Regions from separate parts of the Mus musculus genome. Here regions 2 and 3 are each linked to region 1. The links are chromatin loops, found by intact Hi-C in ENCODE. Cell type or tissue: heart. All regions are shown on one strand. Each heading gives the region's core, and the rest is flanking DNA. Links, peaks and the distances in the headings are about the cores only. Region 1 holds the start of Dcaf6 (DDB1 and CUL4 associated factor 6). Region 2 holds the start of Tada1 (transcriptional adaptor 1). Region 3 has its middle 16 kb from the start of Gm46168.

Region 1 (7,229 bases), core at 1,334-6,333:
ATCTTCACACACTTAAGATCAGGCAGTGACAATACCAATCCTGTTTGTGTGCTATAGGAAGTCAGTGAATACATTAGCGTCATTATCTAAAAAACTGGTAATTTTGTCAGAGTTTTCTCTCCTTGTTCAGTTCCTGAGGAAGTTAATGGAACCTTTGTGTTTTGTTTCTTTAGTATCGAAACCTCCATAAAAATGAGCATTCCAGTTTGAATGTTACTTAGCAGTAATTTATTATTAGGAATGCAAATAATAGAAGCCTATTAGGAGAAAATGCAAACTATAAAACTCTGAACAATTATGATGTTTAAATCTGCATGTCTTTAAGAAATCAACTAACTTTCTAAGTTCCTTGCACTTGGAATTTAAAAGGGTGTTTGTTTGTTTGTTTGTTTGTATGTTTGTTTGTTTTTTGAGACAGAGTTTCACTAAAAATCCTTCAAACTAGCAGCAAGTCTCCTTCCTCATCAAAAAAGGCTTTATGAGAAAGGTCATCCTCCCCCCCCCCACACACACAAAGAAACTTATTAGGTATCAGATTCATTAGACTGCCTGCCCATAGGTTTTATTTCAAAGATGACCTTAAACAGGTGATCCTACCAGCCAGCCCTTTACCTTGGAAGTGCTGGGATTACAGGATTACAGATGTCTGCCATCTAACCCAGGAAAAATCGCTTTTAAAGAAGTGCTGAAGTATGCATCATTGTTACACTTCAATTACTTAAAGCTAAACATAGTGGCAAACATCAGTAACTCCAGAACTTAGAAGACTAAGGCAGTTCTTAGTCTTAAAGAGTTTTCTCTTTGCAATGTCAGAGTCTAGAGAACAAACTGAAGCAGCAGAGGCTTGGTAGCTGGCACCCTCACCCGCTGAGCCATCTCGAGAGCCCCACTGACCATGTTCTCATTACCTTTATTATACACAGCCAAACCCAATTGAAATAAGACTAAATTATAACTTCACTCACACAAAACTTTAGCATTTGCTTTATTAAGGTAAAAGTCTGTTTTTTCTACACAAACTAAATTTTAAAATAAACTTTCACACCTCTTTTAAGACAAGGATTTTAAAAAGGACTTTACAAATATTAAAAACAAGCAGTCTAGGTACTTACTACAACATATGTAAATGATGTTTGCACAGTCATGACAGTGAACACATATTACAGAAAAGGGGACAGGGTCAGGTGAAAATTTACAGTGTAATCCCAGCTATCAGGAGAATGAGATAAAAGTTAAGGCTAGTCTGGACTATATAAGGAGTCTCTTTCAAATAAAAATTAAAGAGACTAAAACTTAGAACATTAAAATTCTTCATTAAGTACTATGTAATGTTTTACACACATTTTTATGTCTAAAAGGATCTCCAGACGCAGTGAAGAAAAAAGCAAGGGAGAAAAATGCTTTCACCACCATGCATCCGGTTTTCATTCACACACATGTAGGGTGCACATACAGGCACTAGTATTTATATATGTATGCATTTCTAAGAAGGAAATAAATCAAGGAAAATAATCACAAAACAGAAACATTTCTAGGGGCAGTGGCATGAAATCCAAATGGGACCGATTCTGGGACTTCTGCTTTTTTGTATTTAATTCTTACAATGATAACATTCATTTAAAAACATTAAAACGCACACCTAGGCGTCCTTTAAGCAATTTACAGCCAGTAGTATTGGCTGTAATGAGATTTCATTTCTTTCTATTTTTGTTGTTAGTAAAAAAAAAAAAAAAAATGACAGCAACAAATCGCTTCACTTGGCAAAGAAATGACAGAGTTGGGGGGAGGAGGCACTTTGAAGAAACAGGACTTTTTAGTTGACTCTGGCATGACCCAACACACTCAACAAAACTCACGGTACACAGAACGAAAAAGGTGGAACCCTGCGTCCACAGTCCTGAAGGTTGTTTTTAGAAAGCTTAACTAAGAAACAGAAAATGCCAAGTGTGTTTTCCAGGGGTGGGAACAGGAACGTGAAACCTTACACCACCTAAAAGAGGTCTACGGGACTGACAGCAGGCTGGACCTGGGAAGGCGCGGGGGTGGGGAGGGCTCCGCGATCTCTTTTAGGTTTGGGCTAAGCGCCACGGTTTACAGCGAGCCCGGCTGGGGTGTCAAGTCCCTGAGGGTGGTCAACAGCGTCTCTCTCGGGCGACATCTAACCCCTTGCGGAAGCCGAAGAAGAAGGTGGACAAGCAACACCTTGAGGTCTTCGGCTGAGCGGGGACAGCTCCGGAGAAAAGCAAAAGCGCCAACTTTGGCGTTCAACGTGGCATCTCCGTAAGGCTCGCGGAGTCTTCTCCGGAGTCCCAGCCCACGAGCGACCCCAACACCTTTCCGGGCTTAGTGCCGCCTCCCCACGGCCCGGCTCTCCGAGGGAAGCCCAGCTTGAGCCGCGCCTGGCAGCTTGCAAAGGGGACCCCGACCTTAGGAGGAGCGGGCGCGGATCGCCGTCATCCCACCTGAGACCTAGCCTGCGGGGCGCCCCGGTCGGGGCTCGGTCCGGTCGCCAACAGCCCCGGCGGCGCCCCCTCCCCCACCTCTGGGCGGCGACCTCAGCGCCGCCGCCCCGGGGCCCCCGCTCACCCAGGTAGCGGCTCCTCAGCCGGGACGGGTCCTCCAGCCCAAGGGACCTTTTCCTCACGTCCCACAACAGGTGCGGGCAGGAGCCACTCCGAGCCATGGCTCCGCAGGGGCTGGGGTGGGAAAGGGGAGACCACCGCGGGGGGTGGGGAGGGGAAGAGAGGGAGGGGACAGGCCGATCAACACCCGAGCGGCACCAGCACCATGCGCGCGCCCCGGGGCCTCGCCGGCGCCGCGACTCAGAGGGCGGCAGCCACGGCCGCGCCTTCTCCCCGGGAGCGGAGAGGTACCCGGGCCACGGCTCGCCTCATACTCTCCTCAGACTACCCAGAACATCTAGAGATCGGCAACAGTCCCCTCCCTCGACCCCCCTCCCGCGGGAGGCGGAGGCGAAGGCGGAGGCGGCCGCGAGCTCCTCCCTCTCCTCCCTAGACCACGCCCCCTCCCGGCCCTTCTCGCGAGAGGATGCACACGGGCAACAGAAGCCGCTGTGCGTCACGATTGCCCTCACCCTAGGAGAGGAGCTTGAGGGCGCTCTAGCCTACTCCTTAATGGATTGGAGAGGCATGACGGAAGCCGCTGAGGTTGTCTTGCTCACGCCTCTCGAGTCAAAGGAAAAAACCGGGCGTGATGACCCATGCATGCAATCCCAGCAGTCGGGAGGCTGGACCATAGCGAGATCCAAGCCAGCCTGGGGTACACAGCGAAGACACCGACTCAAAAACAATAAGTAAATAAGAGGAAGTCCGACAGGTATCCAGCGTCATCTTCAGTTCGGGAGAGGGAAGCCCAGAAAGCTTATTAGTCAAAGTGAGGGACCGGGCGGAAGTGCGGCTTCAGGTTCCCCTCTCCAACATGGCCTCCAGGGCCGGAAGGAGATGATTTCTGGCCACGCCTCTTCCGCTCTGTGAGGCCAGCCAATTAGAGCAGGCCGTTAAGCTTGCGCAACGCCTCGCCCGCCTAGCTCTAGCGGCCCCAGCACGGCGACCTCTGTAGCACCTGTTGCCATGACTCCTCCCCCTCGGTCTCCCCAACCCGCTCGCAGGAGGCGGGCCGGGGCGGGCTTTTGCTGAGCTCCGCCCCCCTGAGCCTTTGCGGGACTCGGCCTCTAGGTGCTTCACCTCTGGCTGCCAGAGCCGGGGAAGGGCGCCCTAGGGCAGAGGCGGACGCCCCAGCGCTGCAGAGAGAAAGTGACGAGCCGCCCTTCGTTGTCAGCCAGGAACGCGGACACAGCGGCGCTCCCACCCTGCTGCTGTCGATCCCTAGGCCGCCGCGATGGCAGCTGCCGGCGCCCGAGGCCTGCGGGCCACCTACCACCGACTCATGGATAAAGTGGAGTTGTTGCTGCCAAAGAAATTGAGGCCGCTTTACAACCACCCGGCAGGTAATGAATCCTGAACGGCTCGCACGGAGATCGTTCCTCTCCCTCCGAAACCGGGACATTAGAGGCCCTGTGACAGTTGAGTTGCTACCGGAATCCCAGAGCCCTCATCTCGCCACTGAAGGGAATCCATCAATTCTCCTAGTCTTTCACCTTGTTTCATCTTAGGTCTCTTTCCAAAAACCGAGTATCAGCACCCAGTGCCCTTGTTGACTTTTGATGTCTTCGCTCCCTTAAACACTGCTCACACTCCCGACCTCTCCTCCAGACTTGAACCTTACTTAACTCCTGAGAGCCACGAAGGGGTCTTGGGCCACCATGAAACCCTCCTTCTCCTCCCCTTTCTCCCTCCGTGAATTTCTAACGCACACGTGGGGTAGAGCTGAAAAGGTGTCTGTCTGGTCTCAGCAGAGGGTTTGGAGTAAAGGTCATACTTTAGTTCCTCTTGGCAGAGGCCTGCTAAGTGAGCCCTCCCCAAAATTGGACGCTCCCCACCCCCATCCCCTTCCCCTTCCCGGTTCAGTCAATGTCAACCTGGTTCCATAGACCCAGTATAATAAGCCAGTCATTATGCAATCACTGACCAGGTTATATCTGTGTTTTATGTGGGCAGATATGAATACAGTTCTGTTCCACCGCTCACCAAGATGTGACCTTGGGCAAAATTCTATACCTCTGTCTTAATTCATATAAAATGTATTCAGTGTGAAAATCAAAAATAACATATGCTTGATTCTTTGAGGATGTTAGCTGTCACAAGTACTGGATAAGAATTCTTGTAGTTAAAATAATTCTTTAAGAAACTGGAAGGCCCCTGTCCCTCTAGCTCTTTATCACAGTTATTAAATTAGTTTATTTCTAATACAAAATGGGTGATAGTAATACTTGGGTGAGGACTAAAATCTGATTATATTATGAAGTCTTTCAAGCATAAAATTGAGCAAATAGAAAAATTTACTCACAGTGGAAAAATGGAGTTGCTAACAAAAAAGTGAACTTTGCCTTTACATAGATTAAATCCATAGTCTACAATTGATATTAGAAAGATTTAGTTCTGTTTGTTTCTTTGTTTGTTTGAGACAGCGTCTCTGTATAGCCCAGTCTGTCCTGGAATTCAGCTCTATAGACCAGGCTGGCCTTCAACTCAGAAATCCACCTGCCTCTGCCTCCCAAGTGCTGGGATTAAAGGTGTGGGCCACCATGCCCAGAGGAAGGTTTAGTTCTAAGGGATGAGGCAGTTCTCTAGAGCCTGGGCTGGTTATTAAATCTGGTGTCCACTCTAATAACAGAATGGTCTATACCTCTGCATAGATGGTAATTTTAACACTTAATGGCATTACTGCAGTATGAAAACCATTATAAAACTTGTTTTAAGGAACTTTATTGATGAAGTTTGTTTAGTTACCTATTAGTTTTTACATTTTTCTGCTTTGTTATGTTTTATGGCAGAGATTTTCAGAAGATAATAATTTGACAATCTATGTAATGATCAGAATGTTACAAAATCAACTGAGGTCTTTGGCAATTCTTACCCTCCAGCTTTGGAGTGAGGACAGTGTGGAGCAGGCTCAGTTTTAAAGCACTTAAGCTAACAGAGAATTGGAAAGTAGTCTTTTGTTGATCTTTTTCAAGACCCTGGCTTTTAGCCACTTGTAATTATTGTTTATAGTACTTAAACTGTACAGAGTATTTTGTGCATTTCATCCGGAAGTCTTTGGGTTAATTCTGTTTTAAGTGTAATAAAAGGAACACAGAGTTGGAAGACAGAGGCAGGTTAAATCTTGACTTTAACGAATTCCCCAAACCTTAGGAATCTTTTTGTTTGGTTAGTTGGTTATTTGTTTTGTGTTTTGTTTTTGGTTTGGTTTGGTTTTCAAGGCAAGATATCTCTGTGCAGCCCTGGCTGTCCTGGAATTAGCTCTGTAGATCAGGATGGCTTCAAACTCAGAGATCTGCCTACCTCTCCCTCCTGGGTGCTATGATTGAAAGTGTGAGCCCTCACTGCCTGGGTGCAAATCTTTTAAAATTAAAAATGATTGTGAAAAATTAAATGATTGTAATATCTGTAAAGCATGTACAAAAGTATTTGTTTTACAAATCAGAACGAACTTTCTCTTCCAAATAAAGGGTTTAGGGCTTTTGATGTTGTTATTGTGTTGTTTGTTTGTTTTTGAGACAAGGTCCCTTCTATCCCAGTTTGACCTTGAACTTGAGGTCTTGTTTGTTGCTGTTTTGCTTTTTTAAAATTAGATCTTTACTGGAGTGGTGGCATACTTCTTTAATCCCAGCACTCCGGAGGCAGAAGCAAGCAGATCTCTGTGAGTTTGAGTTCCAGGATAGCCAAGGCTGTGAAACAGGAAAAAAACAAAAACAAAAAACAAAACAAACAAACAAAAAAAAAACTGTCTCCAAAAACAAAGAATGAATCTTATTACATTCTCCTGGCTGTCTTTAAACCTGCTATATAGAATAGTCTGACGTCAAATTCAAGAGAAATCTTCCTGCCTCGGCTTCCCTAGTGCTGGAATTAAAGGTTCATTAATTCAGGACCATTAACCAGGACCAGACCCCTTATGTTTTCAGAGCAAGCACTCTATAACCAAGCTACATCTCTAGCAATTAAGTTTTTTAATAATATGTGAAGATGCCTACCACTAAAAACGTATTTGTGATTGAAAAGTTGTAAGCCCAGCAATATAGACATGAACAAGCATGAAAAATATGACTGATGACTGTCTAATGTTTGAACAAAAATCTGAGAAAACAGATTATTATTCTACTCATTACCCAGAATGAATAGTCCCTTTGAATACTATTGTACTTTAGTATTTGGTATTGAATAACCTTCTAAGTATTAGACTACATTCATATACAAGGTTCTATTAAAAAGTTATGAAAGGTTAGAATATTAGCAGTCAGAAAGTATATGTTGCTTATTATAAAATTTTAAATTTATTTTTTGTTATTGACAAATATTTATAAAGAGGTAACAAGAATATGTTCTATTTAGATATTTATTGTAGTTGGAATACTATGTGGCCTGGAATTTTGAGGCCATTGTCATCTGTTTGCTTGTATAAGTCATGTGCTATGATATAGCATGATTGCCTCTGTAGGAAAATAATAAAAAATAACTAAATTGGATTCCTAGACAAGTTCCTCAGCTCATATAAGGGCTGTCATTTAACCCGCCGTCTAGCTAACTAGATAGAAAGCATGTTGCTCCAAACAAGCCAGTTGTGTAACTATGCTCTAGGCATTTGCC
Region 2 (7,229 bases), core at 862-5,861, 920 kb after region 1:
CTGCCTGCCTCTTTCTCCCACGATCTGGAACCAAAGGCGTGTGCCTCCACTGCCCAGAGCAACCTTGCTTCTTAATTTAAAACTATTTGGTTAAGGGCCGGGCGTGGTGGCGCATACCTTTAATCCCAGCACTCGGGAGGCAGAGGCAGAGACAGAAAGATTTCTGAGTTCAATGCCAGCCTGGTCTACAGAGTGAGTTCCAGGACAGCCAGGGCTACACAGAGAAACCCTGTCTCACAAAAACAAACCAAACCAAACCAACCAACCAAACAAAAACAAAAACAAAAACAACAACAAAAACAACTATTTGGTTAAATAAAATTGGCTCAGCCAATTTCTGGAGGGATTAGAGGTCGGCAGGTTTCAAGTTTACCTGGTGGGGGGTGGCAGAGGCAGAGAGAAGAAGGATTCAGGGGAGAGGGGGAAACCACCATGAGGGGAGATGGACCATGAGCAAGCACATGGCCAGGAGAAACAGCAAGTGTCTGGAGCACACTGCTGGGGAGGTAGCCAGGCCAGCAGAAAAGTAGGTAAGGGGCTATCTCCAGTGATTTTCAAAGCCAAGACTCAGTAGTCGGAGTCTCACTCATTTGTAAGCCTGACGGGGATACATTTAAATTGGTTTAACTACATAAAAAGAACCAGAAAAGAAGCCAAAAGATTAGAGCATATTGCCACAGTTAGTATGAGGCCAAGCAGAGAAATCTAGGAGAGGCCAAGAGAAAGAAGCCAGATTGAATCAGTCAGCTTGGAGAGCTGGAGCCAGAGCAGCTGAGTTGAACCAGCCAGCCAGAGTTCATAAAGAGCTGGAAAGCGTGAGCGCAGTCAGCAGTGAGCCTCAGAGGCTGAAATATTCTAGGCCTAGGTTAGCAGCTTTCAGGACTAGGCTTACAGATAGAGGCAGTCAGCCTCACAGACATCTGCATCAGATGAATAAAAGTTATTTTTACAGTGTGGCCTGGCCTACACAATAGTCCCAGTAGTTAGGATGTGGCCTAGCCTAAGAGTCTGTTGACAGATGAACAACCTATGTGTGTGTGTGTGTGTGTGTGTGTGTGTGTGTGTGTGTATATATATATATATATGTCATATATAAGTCATTCATATATATGAATACAAAGTGTGACAACACAGTTCAGTTGCATCTTGAGGACATACTATGTGAAATAAAGACACAACATTAAAAAAAGTATGCCACAATTTCATTCATAGGAGGAATTTAAAGTAATCAAATTCATAGAGTGAAAGGTTAGTAGGGGCTGGGAGAAGGAGAAATGGGAAGTAACTAAGTAGACTCTAGAGATCTTCTTATACATTGTTGTACACACAGTGATACACAGTTACAAAATCTGTTACAGGTAGATCTCTTGTTGTGTTCTTCCAAAAAATATGCTAAAGCAAAAACAATGCTGTTTAAGATGCTGAAAACTGAGAAATAAACAGAGACAAAGCTTTTATAAATATGCAAGTAAAATAGTTATATGAAATCAGGTGGTGAAAGGGCTCGGTGGTAATGGTGCTCCTCACCGAGCCTGATCACGAGCTCACTTGCTGGAACACACGTGGCAGAAGGGCAGACCTGAGTCCTTTGTTCTTTGACCTCACACGTGGGCTGTGACCCTTGAGTCCCTACACACATACGCATGTAAATAAATAAATGAATGAATAAATAATAGTAAATTAAAAGCTGCTATGAAAAATAAACCAGTGGGTATCTTCCTTTTTTGTTGTGTTGGCCTATGGAAATAAATTGCAGAAAGTGGGCAATATTTAAGAGTAATATTATCCGCCCCCAGTCACCCACCCTACTGGAAGGGACTGGGTATCAGGTGTGCAGCAGAGGCCGTTAAATGCACGTGATGAAAAGTGAGCAGCCTGACCACTTCTGCAAGCACCCGGAAGGCTGCTGGGTTTAAACTGGGGCTTCCTTTTGAATATAGGGAGGATTATTTTAAAAACTGGGAGGCGCTTGACCACAGGGACGAGACATTCATAACGATTCCTGCCACCCGATCCCATGATTCTCTTACAGGATTCTGTCCTAAAGTAATAATTACAAATGAGGAGAATCTGCATAAAGATGCTTGTTAAAATATTTCTTTTAATACAGGAGAAAACCCCAGTTTAATAGACAGGAAAGAAGTCATTGTATGCATCTTATCTGTGCAGTATTTAACAGGGCCCGCTGCTCACAACCACCTGTAAATTCACTCACAACGACATCTACCTAAAAACAAAATCTTTAAAAAATTATGCTGTCATTAAAAGTATGAACATTAGCCGGGCAGTGGTGGCACATGCCTTTAATCCCAGCACTTGGGAGGCAGAGACAGGTGGATTTCTGAGTTCAAGGCCAGCCTGTTCTACAAAGTGAGTTCCAGGACAGCCAGGGCTATACAGAGAAACCCTGTCTCAAAAAACAAACAAACAAACATGAACATTAAGGCAAAATAATAGCCTGGTGTCAGATAGCCAGGGCTACAAAGAGAGACCCTATTTCAAGAACAAACAAGCTGGGCATGGTGACCCATGCCTTTAGTCCCAGCCAGCACTAGAGGCAGTTGGATCTATGTGAGTTAAGAGGCCACTCTGTCAAAACGAGAGAGAGAGAGAGAGAGAGAGAGAGAGAGAGAGAGAGAGAGAGAGAGAGAGAGACTTTAAAAGTAGGCTTTAAAAAGTTTTAAGCTGAACACAGCTATGGCTTCCTAGTGTAGTATATATGTGCATATTCGAGTGTGAATTTGGAATTTGAGAGAGGACAAGCTAGCTTGTGGGTCCTTCCACTTGACCTTGACTTGAAACGAGGTTCTTTGCGTCTTTTCCTCTGTGGGTCAGGCTAACTAGCTGCTGAGACTCCTCCTGTTACCTCCCCTAGGACCTTTGGTAGTCCTGCTTGGGAATTATTTTTATTTGATCTGTCAATAGTGAATGTTCAGAACTTGAGTAACATAAATCCTGCCTTCAGGCAGCTCTCGTTTTAGTTGCAGGAGGCAGAAAACGAGATCGACCAACTAAATGTCACAATAGGTGGTGAGCACTTGGCAAAAAAATGAGGACAAGAGGATAAATTAGATATTGCATGCACTCGGGGACCTGAGCTCTTCCTTCTGGGAAGAGCTGACCTGCAGTCAGGGCGGGGCCTGGCCGGAGGGCGGGCGGGGCGGTCAAGTTCGCGCCCCGGGGGCCGCCGCGGGCGGGCAGGCGGGCGTAGGTTGGGCACGCGCCCACCAGGGGAAGCGGGTCACGTGAGCCAAGAGGCGGGAGTTGGCGAAGGGAGTTTGGCTGGGTGCTTTCCCAACTGCGAGACGGCGGGGCCAAGAACCAAACCCACGCAACGTCTCCCTAGCGGATGGGGGCGGGGCCGCCGAGCAGAGCCGAGCCGAGCCGAGCCGAGCGGAGCCGAGCCGAGCCGAGCGGAGCCGAGCCGAGCCGAGCCGAGCCGAACCGAGCCGAGCCGAGCCGAACCGAGCCGAGCCGAGCCGAGTGGAATCGAGTCGAGTCGAGCCTCCAGCGTCCGGCGCGCAGGCCTTCCGCCGCGTTGATCTTTCGGTTGCTGGTGGCCGTGGGCCGCGCGGTCTACGGTCGGGCTGAAAGACGCGCGCTGCAATGGCGACCTTTGTGAGCGAGCTGGAGGCAGCCAAGAAGAACTTGAGCGAGGCGCTGGGGGACAACGTGAAACAGTAAGAGCCGCGGGGACCAGCCTCCGGGCCTGTCCGTGGGTGTGCCCCAAGCTCGGGGCTGCCGTAGTCCCTGGACTCTCTTCACCTCCCGGAGGCCGTAGGCGTCTCGCGGCCGCCACGGCTCCCGTGCGGGCTCCGCCGGGACTCGAGGCGCTGGAGGACTTTCTCCTGGGCGTCCCGACACCGGTGATACCCGCGTGGGGGCGGGAGCAGCGCCCTAGGCGCCCCGGAGTCGGTAGAGCGGGGGGCGCGCCGGGGCGGGGTGGGGGGGCCCGGAGGGCTTCCCGGAGGCGGAGGCCCGCGTTGCTCAGGGGCCAGCTAGAAGAGCTGTGAAAGCGGGTTCGGAAGGCACAGAGACCCCAAGTGAAGTCGGTCGGTCACCCACCTTACAACCACAGCATCCAAGGGGGCGGCTGCCTAGCCGGCCGTAGGACGCCTTTCCCAGTGTTCCACACGGGCCAGCCAATCCTCAGACCTGAGATCGGCACAGTTCGTACTCGAGAGACAGAGATTACTTATTCCCCCAAAGTCACTGCCCAAGGATGGGACTGAGGCTTCTGGTTCCCGCCGTGTGATGCTTTTCAGGGGTTACTTGGAAAGTCCTCCCGTTCCCCACACCGCCGGGCTGTCAGCAGGGACTGGGGCAGAGTGACAGCTCTATAAGCAGTAGCCTGCGGCAGCCGGAGGAGGAGCCTCGATCTTTTGGGGGAACTTCAATTCTGGCAAACCCGTATTTCCTGGCACTGAAGTTGAAATGATTGACAAGAGCAGCCCGTGAAGCAGAGGTGGTGTTAATAGAAAGGCCGTCAGAAAAGCTTAGGTGCAAGCTCCTCGTCGGAACCCCTCTTTAAAAGGCTTTAAATAAATAAATAAATAAATAAATAATAAGTATTATTATTTGTAGATTTTTAAGCACCGGAATTAAAAAGAGATGCCCAGGGAAATAAGACATACCCAGATGTGGACTTCTCAATGGAGAGTCACAAGTTGTGCGTTTTGGCAGCTGTCTTGTTACACCCAAGAATTTTGTACAAGTTTCTTTTTCTTTTTTCTCTTTTTGCTGATGAGGTGGACAAGCTTATAAAGTCTGGTAGAGTAAAACCAGGCGACATTAAAGTTGCACAAGGGGTTTCTCTGTCCAGATGACCAGACAACTGCGGTTTTACAGCCTGGAAGCGAGAAGGAGGGAGGCCTTAGACAGAGATTGTTAGTTGTGTTGGAATTTTCGATGTTAGCTGGTAAGAGGCTGCAAGCTGAGTGGGGTGAGGGACTCTTTTGCGTTTTTTACGTTTGTGATGTTTTCAGTTTGATAGTCCTGCCTCAAGACTGTCACACCAAGCGCCATGGGTGAAGGACCACCTGAGATGCAAGGAGGAAATTAAATTAAATTTAAATAGGTAAAAATGGCAGCCTTTGGCTTCGTTAGAATGGTTGTGTACTTTTATAATACTGTTTGGTGAGGCTTACGGTTAAAAAGCCTATTGGGAGACTTGTCTCTTTTTCCACGCTCACAGGGTTTTGGAAGTGAATGGTTTCACACGGAGCTAAATCTGCAGGCTATGACTTGTGAAGGCCATGACTCTAACTCTGGCCAGAGTAACTGTGCCTTCCTTCCAGACTCACTTAGCAAACTCAGGCATGACAGAAACCTTTGCAGTCTTTGATCCATTTGTAATGGCCAGAGCTGACTGTGATGTTGCACAAATATGGGTGCTGATTCCAAATTTTATGTATCTGTCATGTGAAATTCACAAGTCTTTGTGTCAGGGACACAGTTAATGATGGGATTGTAATGCATTTCTGTTTCCGGTCTTCATTTTTAAAACCTGCCATCTTGGTTAAGCTTGCTTGTCTCTGGCCATTTCCTCTTAAGCAGTTTGCTTTTCGTTGTTCATCATGACCATTTAAATGGGATCCTGGGAGGTAGGTAAAACAAGGGTATACAGAGTGCATGGTGTGAATTGTTTACCATATGTCCAGCGGTCCAGATGTTAAAACCACAGGCTTTCAGTTACTCATATCCAGGAATACTTCCTTTCTGGCGAGTGATTAGAAAGGCAGCATTTCTGCCGATTTGAGCTCATCTGAACGGAAGCGTGGCACAGGAATAGGTGTTAGTCACCACTCTCCTCCTCATAAAACGTTCACGCTTAGGAGTAAGTCCGCCATGTTCTTTTAAGAAGGCGGCCAAGAGAAGGAAAGGCACAGGTGTGTCTGCACCAAGTCTGCCCTGAGTCCTCCTTTAGGGAGAAAGGATGTTTCTTGTTGCTCCTCTGCCTCTTTGGTGTGTTCATTTGCTAGGCACCACAGGCGAGTTGCTTAAACCACAGAAGTTACTCTTTTCACAGCTCTGGGGGTTGTAAATCCTAGGCCAGTATGCTGGACGGGTGGGTTTCTTCTGAGGCTCTCCTGGGACCTCTGCAAGAGTCTGAAGTATCTGTCCCCTCCTTTGCTGCTGACTAGACAGACTAGCTTAGGAGTCACCTCGTGGTCTCCTCCTAACCATCTTTAATATAGGCTTGGCCCAGAGCCACAAGTGCTTCTCAGCCCAAGACACCGGGGATTATAAATTTGTCTTCCCTGGGAGTGAACCCCGGGGCAGAGGCAGAAGCAGAAGTCTGTGGCTTTAATGTCATTTCTCCTTCTGCAGATACTGGGCCAACCTGAAGTTGTGGTTCAAGCAGAAGATCAGCAAGGAGGAGTTCGACCTTGAAGCTCACAGACTCCTCACACAGGACAATGGTAGATCTTCTCCCAGTTTCCCCAGATTTGCAATTAGTACTTTTGTGTTTGATGCTGTGTAAGAAAATCTTAACAATATTATGGTTACAAAGGTAACTGGGAAGACTGGTAGGGAGAGAGGGAACAATTTAAGTATTTCCGAGCTCCTCTGACTTGTGACAACCTTCCTTCCTTTCAGTGCATTCTCACAATGACTTCCTCCTGGCCATCCTCACACGTTGTCAGATTTTGGTTTCTACACCAGGTAAGGGGGTGGGAATGTTTCCAGTCTCAGGGAGGGGGGGGGGCGGGCTGGATATTTAACTTCCTTCATCAGACACCACTTAGGTTTACAAAGGAAATGTTCCACCACTACTACCACCACCAAATGTTGTGTAGGTGATGATTGTACACACACACACACACACACACACACACACACACACACTCTTCCTTGTGCTTAGTACTCTTACTCCCCACACAGCTTGTCACATTCTGATGACCAGGGTGGGAGTCAGGATTCAGACAGTGAAGGCTGTGATGAGAGGCAGTGGGTACCAGGAGAGGGCGGCATTAGGAGACACAGCTGAGCAGTGGATGCTGGGAAGTCAGGCAGTAGAAGCCTGGGCTTGGGATGTGTGCTGAGCAGAACAGCACCCAGTAGAGCCGCTCAGCGCCCGTTTGGTAGAGTGTTGGGAGGAAGTAAGTGCTTTAAAAATGTCCCTCCTGATAAGATTGTAAAATAAGTGTAAATCTCCAATCTGGAAACTAAGCATTATTTCTTCATTGAACACTATTTCCTCATAATGAAATGAATATTTGCTAGTA
Region 3 (7,229 bases), core at 1,319-6,318, 270 kb after region 1:
ATCCTAGGCTTACAAGCATGAAGACGTGAGGTCAGAGTCCTAGAACCCTTCTAAATGCCAGACAGGGTAGCACACATTTGTAATTCCAGGGTTCCCATGGCAAGATGGGAGGCAGACCGAGAACCTCTGGATGCTAGCAGGCCAGCCTGCTTGGTGGACAACGCTGTAATGAAAAACAAAAGATCCTGTTTCAAACAAGGTAGACATTGAGGGCTGACACTGGATGATTCTTCTGACCTCCATGTGCACAATATAGTATGTATGTACCTCCATTCATGCACATCAACATTTACACACACACACACACCACACGAACACACACACACACACAGAGAGCAGAATATTTACTATGAGGTGGCTGCTCTGTATCTCAAAGCACTTAAGCCCATACATGTTAGTCTTCTTTAAAAAATATAATTGAATTTTAATTTTATGTCCATTGGTGTTTTGCCTGCATATATATCAGTGTGAATGTGGTGGACCCCTGGAACTGGAGTTACAAACAGTTGTGAGTTGTGAGTCCTGGCAATTGAACCCATGTCCTCTGAAAAATCAGCTCTTAACCACTGAGCCATCTCTGAAGCCGTTGTTGTTGTTGTTGCTGTTGCTGCTGCTGTTGTTGTTGTTGCTCTTCTTCTTCTTCTTCTTCTTCTTCTTCTTCTTCTTCTTCTTCTTCTTCTTCTTCTTCTTCTCCTCCTCCTCCTCCTCCTCCTCCTCCTCCTCCTCCTCCTCCTCCTCCTTCCCCCTCCTCATTAAAAATTCCTTAATTTTTTTTCAGTGTCTTTTTTATTAGATATTTTCTTTATGTATATTTTAAATGTTATCCCGAAAGTTCCCTATACCCTCCCTCAGCCCTGCTCCCCTACCCACCCACTCCCACTTCTTGGCCCTGGCATTCCCCTGTATTGGGGCATATAAAGTTTGCAATACCAAGAGGCCTCTCTTCCCAGTGATTGCCGACTAGGCCATCTTCTGCTACACACGCAGCTAGAGATATGAGCTCTGGGGGTACTGGTTAGTTCATATTGTTGTTCCACCTATAGGGTTGCAGACCCCTTCAGCTCCTTGGGTGCTTTCTCTAGCTTCTCCATTGGGGGCCCTGTGTTCTATCTTATAGATGACTGTGAGCATCCACTTCTGTATTTGCCAGGCACTGGCATAGCCTCATATGAGACAGCTATAACAGAGTCCCTTCAGCAAAATCTTTCTGGCATATGCAATAGTGTCTGGGTTTGGTGGCTGATTATGGGATGGATCCCCGGGTGGGGTAGTCTCTGGATGGTCCATCCTTTCGTCTTAGCTCCAAACTTTGTCTCTTAACTCCTTACATGGGTATTTTGTTCCCTATTCTAAGAAGGAATGATGTATCCACCCATTGGTCTTCCCTCTTCTTGATTTTCTTGTGTTTTGCAAATTGTATCTTGGGTGTTCTATGTTTCTGGGCTAATATCCACTTATCAGTGAGTGCATATCTAATGACTTCTTTTGTGATTGGGTTACCTCACTAAGGATGATATCCTCCAGATACCTCCATTTGTCCAAGAATTTTGTAAGTCCATTGTCTTTAATTGCTGAGTAGTGCTTCATTGTGTAAATGCACCACATTTTCCATATCCGTTCTTCTGTTGAGGGACATTTGGGTTCTTTCCAGCTTCTGGCTATTATAAATAAGGCTGCTATGAACATAGTGGAGCAGGTGTTCTTATTACCAGTTGGAACTTCTTCTGGGTATATGCTCAGGAGAGGTATTGCTGGATCTTCCGGTAGTATTTGTCCAATTTTCTGAGGAACCTCCATACTGACTTCCAGAGTGGTTGTACAAGCTTGCAATCCCACCAGCAGTGGAAAAGTGTTCCTCTTTCTCCACATCCTCCCCAGCATCTGTTGTCACCTGAAGTTTTGATCTTAGCCATCCTGACTGGTGTGAGGTGGAATCTCAGGGTTGTTTTGATTTGCATTTCCCTGATGATTAAGGATGTTGAACATTTTTTCAGGTGCTTCTCAGCCATTCGGTATTCCTCAATTGAGAATTCTTTGTTTAGCTCTGAACCCCATTTTTAATGGGGTTATTTGAATTTCTGGAGTCCAGCTTCTTGAGCTCTTTGTATATATTGGATATCAGTCCCCTATCAGATTTAGGATTGGTAAAAATCCTTTCCCAATCTGTTGGTGGCCTTTTTGTCTTATTGACAGTGTCTTTTGCCTTACAAAAGCTTTACAATTTTATGAGGACTCATTTGTCAATTCTTGATCTTACTGTGCAAGCCATTGCTGTTCTGTTTAGGAAAAAAATTCCTTAATTTTTTATTCCTGGTACCACTACCACAATTTACAGGACAATATGCCTGATGTAATGAAGAGAAAGGTACTGTTGTACCAGATAAAAGGCCTCGGGGATATACATCTAATTGACACTACATTGCATTAATAAACAGCTGCACATTTTGCAAACTACACTATGATAGACCTAAGCTTCCTGTTTAAGTTGCAGTGATGTTTCTGACTATGGATCATCGCTCCCTCTGTGGCAGACTTTTACAGTTCCTCTAAGGCATGCGGAACAACTATCTCAAAGTAACCTATGGCTTTCCTGACAACCCCTCACTTTCTCTCCTGCTAAGAACTATAGCCCTTTTCTACTGTTTGTAAAACCTTCTGCTACCAAGTCCACCACTTCTACCATCAGACCTATAGCCACTGCCATGGGGACTGCCTGAGCTTCTTCCACCAAAACTAACCCACCCCTGGATCCGTGCCATTATCCACTCTAAGTTCCAAAGTCATTATAGTTCCTACCACCACCACCACCACCACCACAGTCACCTCCACCAAAGTTCCCTCCATTGTAACCGTTACATCCTCCTCCACCACCTCGGTCTCCATATCCTGGTCCACCACCATTGCCTCCTCTACTATTGTAACCATGACCACCACCACAGTTACCACCATCACCTTCAAATCCTTTATATCCACCATCACCACTTCTGTAACTACCTCTGCAGCCACCATCTCTGCCACCATAGCCTCCTCTTCCACCAAAGTTTCCACCAAGACCAAAATTGCCTCCAAAGTTTCCTCACTGACCCACAAAGTTGCCACATCCTCCTCCCCAACCCTCTACGATCCTGCAGACTGCATCTCTCCTTCGCAATTATGCCCATTGACAGACTCTTTGTGGTCAGCAGGTGCATCTCTTGTTTAGAAACAGCTCTTTCCACTTCACAATTACACCCATTGACAGTGTGGTATTTCTGAACAATTTTATCAACTCTGCCATGATCATCAAAAGTTACAAAAGCAAATCCTCTTTTTTTCCCCACTCTTTGACTTCTATGATGTAGATGGCTTCTGCCATACTTTTCAAAGTAGTCTCTTAGATTATACTCTTCTGTATTTTCCTTTATACTACCAACATTTTCTTTCACTGTTCAACAAGTACCATGGCTTTTGGCCTCTCTAGAAATGGCGCCTCGGTTCCACCCCAGTCATCAGCTTTGGGAGGGGGGTGGGGGGAACACTCACCGCAGCATCAAGAGATAAGGTCAGGAGCCTTAAGCCTCTGGAACGTCTTGTTGGGGATTCCTCATTATCACACAGTCTCTAATAGTGCCCCGTTTCTCAAAATGTTCTCTTAAGTTATTTGTGGTTCCGAAGCTCAGACCACCAAAAAACAGCTTTCTCAGCTGCTCTGGTTCCTTTGGATCATGGCCTCCATTTTGAGTCCAGACGTGCCTCTTCCAACGCGAATTCCCCTGTTGGTTTTCTTTGGTCCAGTAAAATCCGTGCAGTAGAACACAACCCACTCACTTGCTTAACGGTGGTTGAGTTCACTGGCCCTCTGTGTTCTGAGTCCCTGGCAGGTATGACGTGCTGTGACCCGATGCTTCGGATGGATACTTGTGTGGGCCCACCACAGCATCATGGGATGACACTTCCATTTTAAAGGTTTATTTATTTTTATTTTATGTTTATGAGTGGTTTGACTACCTATGTATGGATACCTTACGCATGTAGTGCTTGCAGAAACCAGACGAGGTTATCAGATCCTCTGGAACCCTCCATGTGGATACTGGGAATCAAACTTGAGTCTCGGCCAGAGCAAAAAGTGCTTTTAACTGCTGAGCCATCCGTACAGCTCCAATACTTCCGTTTTAAGCCAAGAAATATTCTAGGTCGTTTATCTTTTATTCTAGTTTAGATCCTGAAACTGATGTTTTGACAATACTGGTTCTGTCTCTGCACAGACGTCCTTGTTTGGGGAGGCTCCAGCTACAGTCTGGACTGGAGTGTCGAAACATGCCTCACTGCGGAAACCTGCGACTCTGAGACAGCAAACTTCTCCCATCCATGAGTTCACAGATCATTTGCAAGACTGTTGCAAGCTATAGAAACAGCGCCCTCTTGTGACCAGAGCATGCCACACAGTCTCCAGAGAAAGACGCTTCAGTCTTAGAACTGTGGCGATCTCTGCCCCCACAACTCACTCTCATTTTTCTTCCCTTCTCTCTTCCTGTATTTATTTTGAGGCAAGGTCTTGCTGTATAAATATAGAACTCACAAAATAACTCAGGCCGATCTCAGATTCAAACTCATTATCCTCTTGCCTCAGCCTCCAAAGAGCCAGGATCATAGGTTTGCCCCAAGTCTGGCATCCCTCTGTTTCAACAGTGTTCAAAGTAAGACTGGTGACGTAATTCCGAAGCAAGGTTCATTAAAGCATCCGAGAGAGCAGTCAGTCAATCCCAGGGAGGCTACTGTCTCCCTGTTTCCAAAGTAGAGTCTAGACCTGCTTAAAATGTTTAAATGAGCGAGCCACACATTCTCAGGAAATCCATCAAACAAAGATTTATTTCTCTTGACTGGGCTTTTGATAAACGTGACAGAATGCAAACATGCAATCTCTTGATAAAGGCCCTGCTGCTGACAAACAGTAAGATTGCTGTCCTTTAAATAAATGAGAAGGACGAAGGGACAAAACAGCTCAGAAGGTTTAAAAAAAAAAAAAAGGTCCTTGCTGTCGGAGCCTGAAGACCTGGGTTGAGGACCCAGTTTCAACACCTGGTGATCCCATGTTAAACGTTAGAGACAGAAGCCCTCATCTGTAACCCCAACGTTCCGTTTGAGAGATGAGAGCTGGTGACAGAGCTGGCTGGAAGCTCTTAGGCCAGCTAGCTAGGAGTACTCAGCTTCACTCCATCAGAGAACATAAGACAGAGCCTGCATCGATAAGGTGGAAGGAGAGAGCTGTCTCCCCAAAGCTCTCCTCTCGCCGGTCGCGTGCGCTGGCATTTGAGAAAATTATTTACCTAGATGCATGACTCACAGTGCCAACTTCAGAAGAAGAAAACTCAACAGAAGGAGAAAACTAGGCCCAAATCTCCTGTTGGTGCTACTGGAATCTTTTGATACCTCATCTCACAATGTAGCCCAGGCTCGCCTCGAACTTGATAGCCTCCTGCTTAGCCTCTCAGAGAGCTGTAGCTACAGATGCTCCCAGCACGCCTGGCTTCCAAGTCCCTTTGAGAAAAAGAGTCAGTGAATCCTGTAGCTCGTGAAAGAAAGGGAGACATCAAAGGGATTCTCAAACAGCAGTGTTCTGGGACAGCCTTTATTTATTATAGATGCAGCCTCACCCACAGATCTGACGCCATTAATCTGGGCCTGAGGAATCCACCCCCTCCAGAAGGAAGCTGAATTTTCAATAACTGCTCAGGGAATAGTTTAGAAAGGGGATGTTGCCACAGCAAGTCTGTGATGATTTGAGCAGGGTAGAGAAGTGAGATCAGATGCCATTGCTCACAAGGACAAACATCTCCGAGCAAAACGCCTTGATATATGTTTATTTTAAGCTGTGGTTTCTTTCTTTTTAAAAATAGACTATCTTTTATTTATTCTTTGACAATATCATACATGTAAACAATGTATCTTGGTTGTATACATTCTCCCCCCTTCCTTCTCACTACCCCTAGGCATCAGGCACCCCAGCACACCCCCTCCCTACTTCAAGTCCTTTTTAAAAAACTATTGTCTGTAAGAACCAATGTGATTTTAGAGCAAATTGAAGCCACCAGATCCGTTAGGAGTTTATGTGGCCTTGTGTGGTTTGGAAAGCATCGATTGCCTAAGACAAAGGTTCCTCCTTCCTTTTTTGTTACCATATGTGCTGTGCTGTTCAATCTACAAAGAGAGTAGCCTTCGTTTGGGCTACTGCTTAAGATTAGACTCTCTTTGATTAGACCATTCTCTTGTAGACAAGACTTGTTTCAGATTGGACTAGCATCTGATTAGGACAGGAGAGATCAAAACTCTTGTGAGTGAAATGGACCCACTCTTGGAAAATGACCCCAGGAGTTCATTGTTCTTTATTATGCAGCACCTGTTTTTATGTTATGTGTATGAGGGCTCCCCTACATGTGTGTATGTGCACTACATACATACTATGTGCATACCTGGTAACCTCAGTTCAGAAGAGAGCTTCGGAGTCCCTAGAACTGGAGGTAAAATTGGTGTGGTCACCACGCAGATGCTGGAAACTGAACCCAGGTCCTCTGCAAGAGCAGCAAATGCTCTTAACCACCGAGGCACCTCGGAAGGTCTTCCCATGGAGCTTTCTGTTTTCACGGTGCTTCCATATTGATGCCCGTAGCAGGAGGTGATTTTTGTTGTTGTATGATGTTCCTCTCGGTGAAAATGTCCCTCTTGCTGAGGAAAGTTGAGCAGGTTCTACTCGGTCATATTCTGTTTTTTTTTTCTACTACAAAGGCTGAGCAAAGCCCTCTCTAGAATGCTATTCGAATTATGAGGACAACTAGGTCTAAGTATAGAAGATAATTGCAAATTGTTTTCCTCAGTGGCCAAGCCCATTTACATTCTCACAATGATGCAGGATACAAGGTTGGCATTTGGTCTAGTCAGACTGTCATCTTTCCCTCCTGCTGGGCCCAAAGCCCCTGCTCTTATTTCTGTAATTCAGGGTATTGGCTTGGTGTCTTTCCACAGTAGCCTCACTCTGAATTTTAAGGTGAAACAAAACAAGAAACAAAACATCTCAAGTGACTAAGAACCAACCTTCAGTGGGCACAACTTTGATCTGTAAACTGTCCTGGTCAAAGGATCAAAGGCTGAAGAAGAGAGAATAAATCCTGGTGCAGACAAAGTTCCTCAAAGGATGTTAAATTTACAAGCCGTGAAGTGTGGACTAGAAAACCAGGTGCTTTAGCTAAGGACTG

What was found. Hi-C counts contacts between places; a loop is a spot of excess contacts. Peaks named below come from ENCODE experiments on the same cell type or tissue, not always from the same donor. Only the 100,000 strongest peaks of a DNase experiment are listed, where the experiment ranks them.
Region 2: a loop joins it to region 1, with 3 times the contacts of the local background. A loop is called at or near these places in 2 of 42 quality-filtered maps.
Region 3: a loop joins it to region 1, with 2.2 times the contacts of the local background. A loop is called at or near these places in 3 of 42 quality-filtered maps.

What each region holds. Positions count from the first base shown.
Region 1 is chr1:165,457,545-165,464,773 of GRCm38, forward strand. Dcaf6 (DDB1 and CUL4 associated factor 6) reads right to left here and starts at 2,919. Exons shown (of 19, transcript NM_028759.1): 1 at 2,587-2,919. The coding sequence starts at 2,683. Mpc2 (mitochondrial pyruvate carrier 2) reads left to right here and starts at 3,716. Exons shown (of 5, transcript NM_027430.3): 1 at 3,716-3,967. The coding sequence starts at 3,859. In heart, for the core only: CTCF peaks have their summits at 2,173, 3,067 and 3,697; DNase peaks (open chromatin) are centred at 2,107, 3,007, 3,617 and 4,297; H3K4me3 peaks cover 3,604 bases; H3K27ac peaks cover 2,966 bases.
Region 2 is chr1:166,375,797-166,383,025 of GRCm38, forward strand. It overlaps Tada1 (transcriptional adaptor 1), which reads left to right and starts at 3,371. Exons shown (of 8, transcript NM_030245.3): 1 at 3,371-3,680; 2 at 6,331-6,422; 3 at 6,601-6,666. The coding sequence starts at 3,607. In heart, for the core only: CTCF peaks have their summits at 3,094, 3,295 and 4,364; DNase peaks (open chromatin) are centred at 3,275 and 4,335; H3K4me3 peaks cover 2,386 bases; H3K27ac peaks cover 1,936 bases.
Region 3 is chr1:165,731,952-165,739,180 of GRCm38, forward strand. No RefSeq gene overlaps it. Among named protein-coding and RNA genes, the nearest start is that of Gm46168, 16 kb to the right of the region's middle. In heart, for the core only: a CTCF peak has its summit at 4,407 (motif pointing left); a DNase peak (open chromatin) is centred at 4,360; H3K27ac peaks cover 708 bases.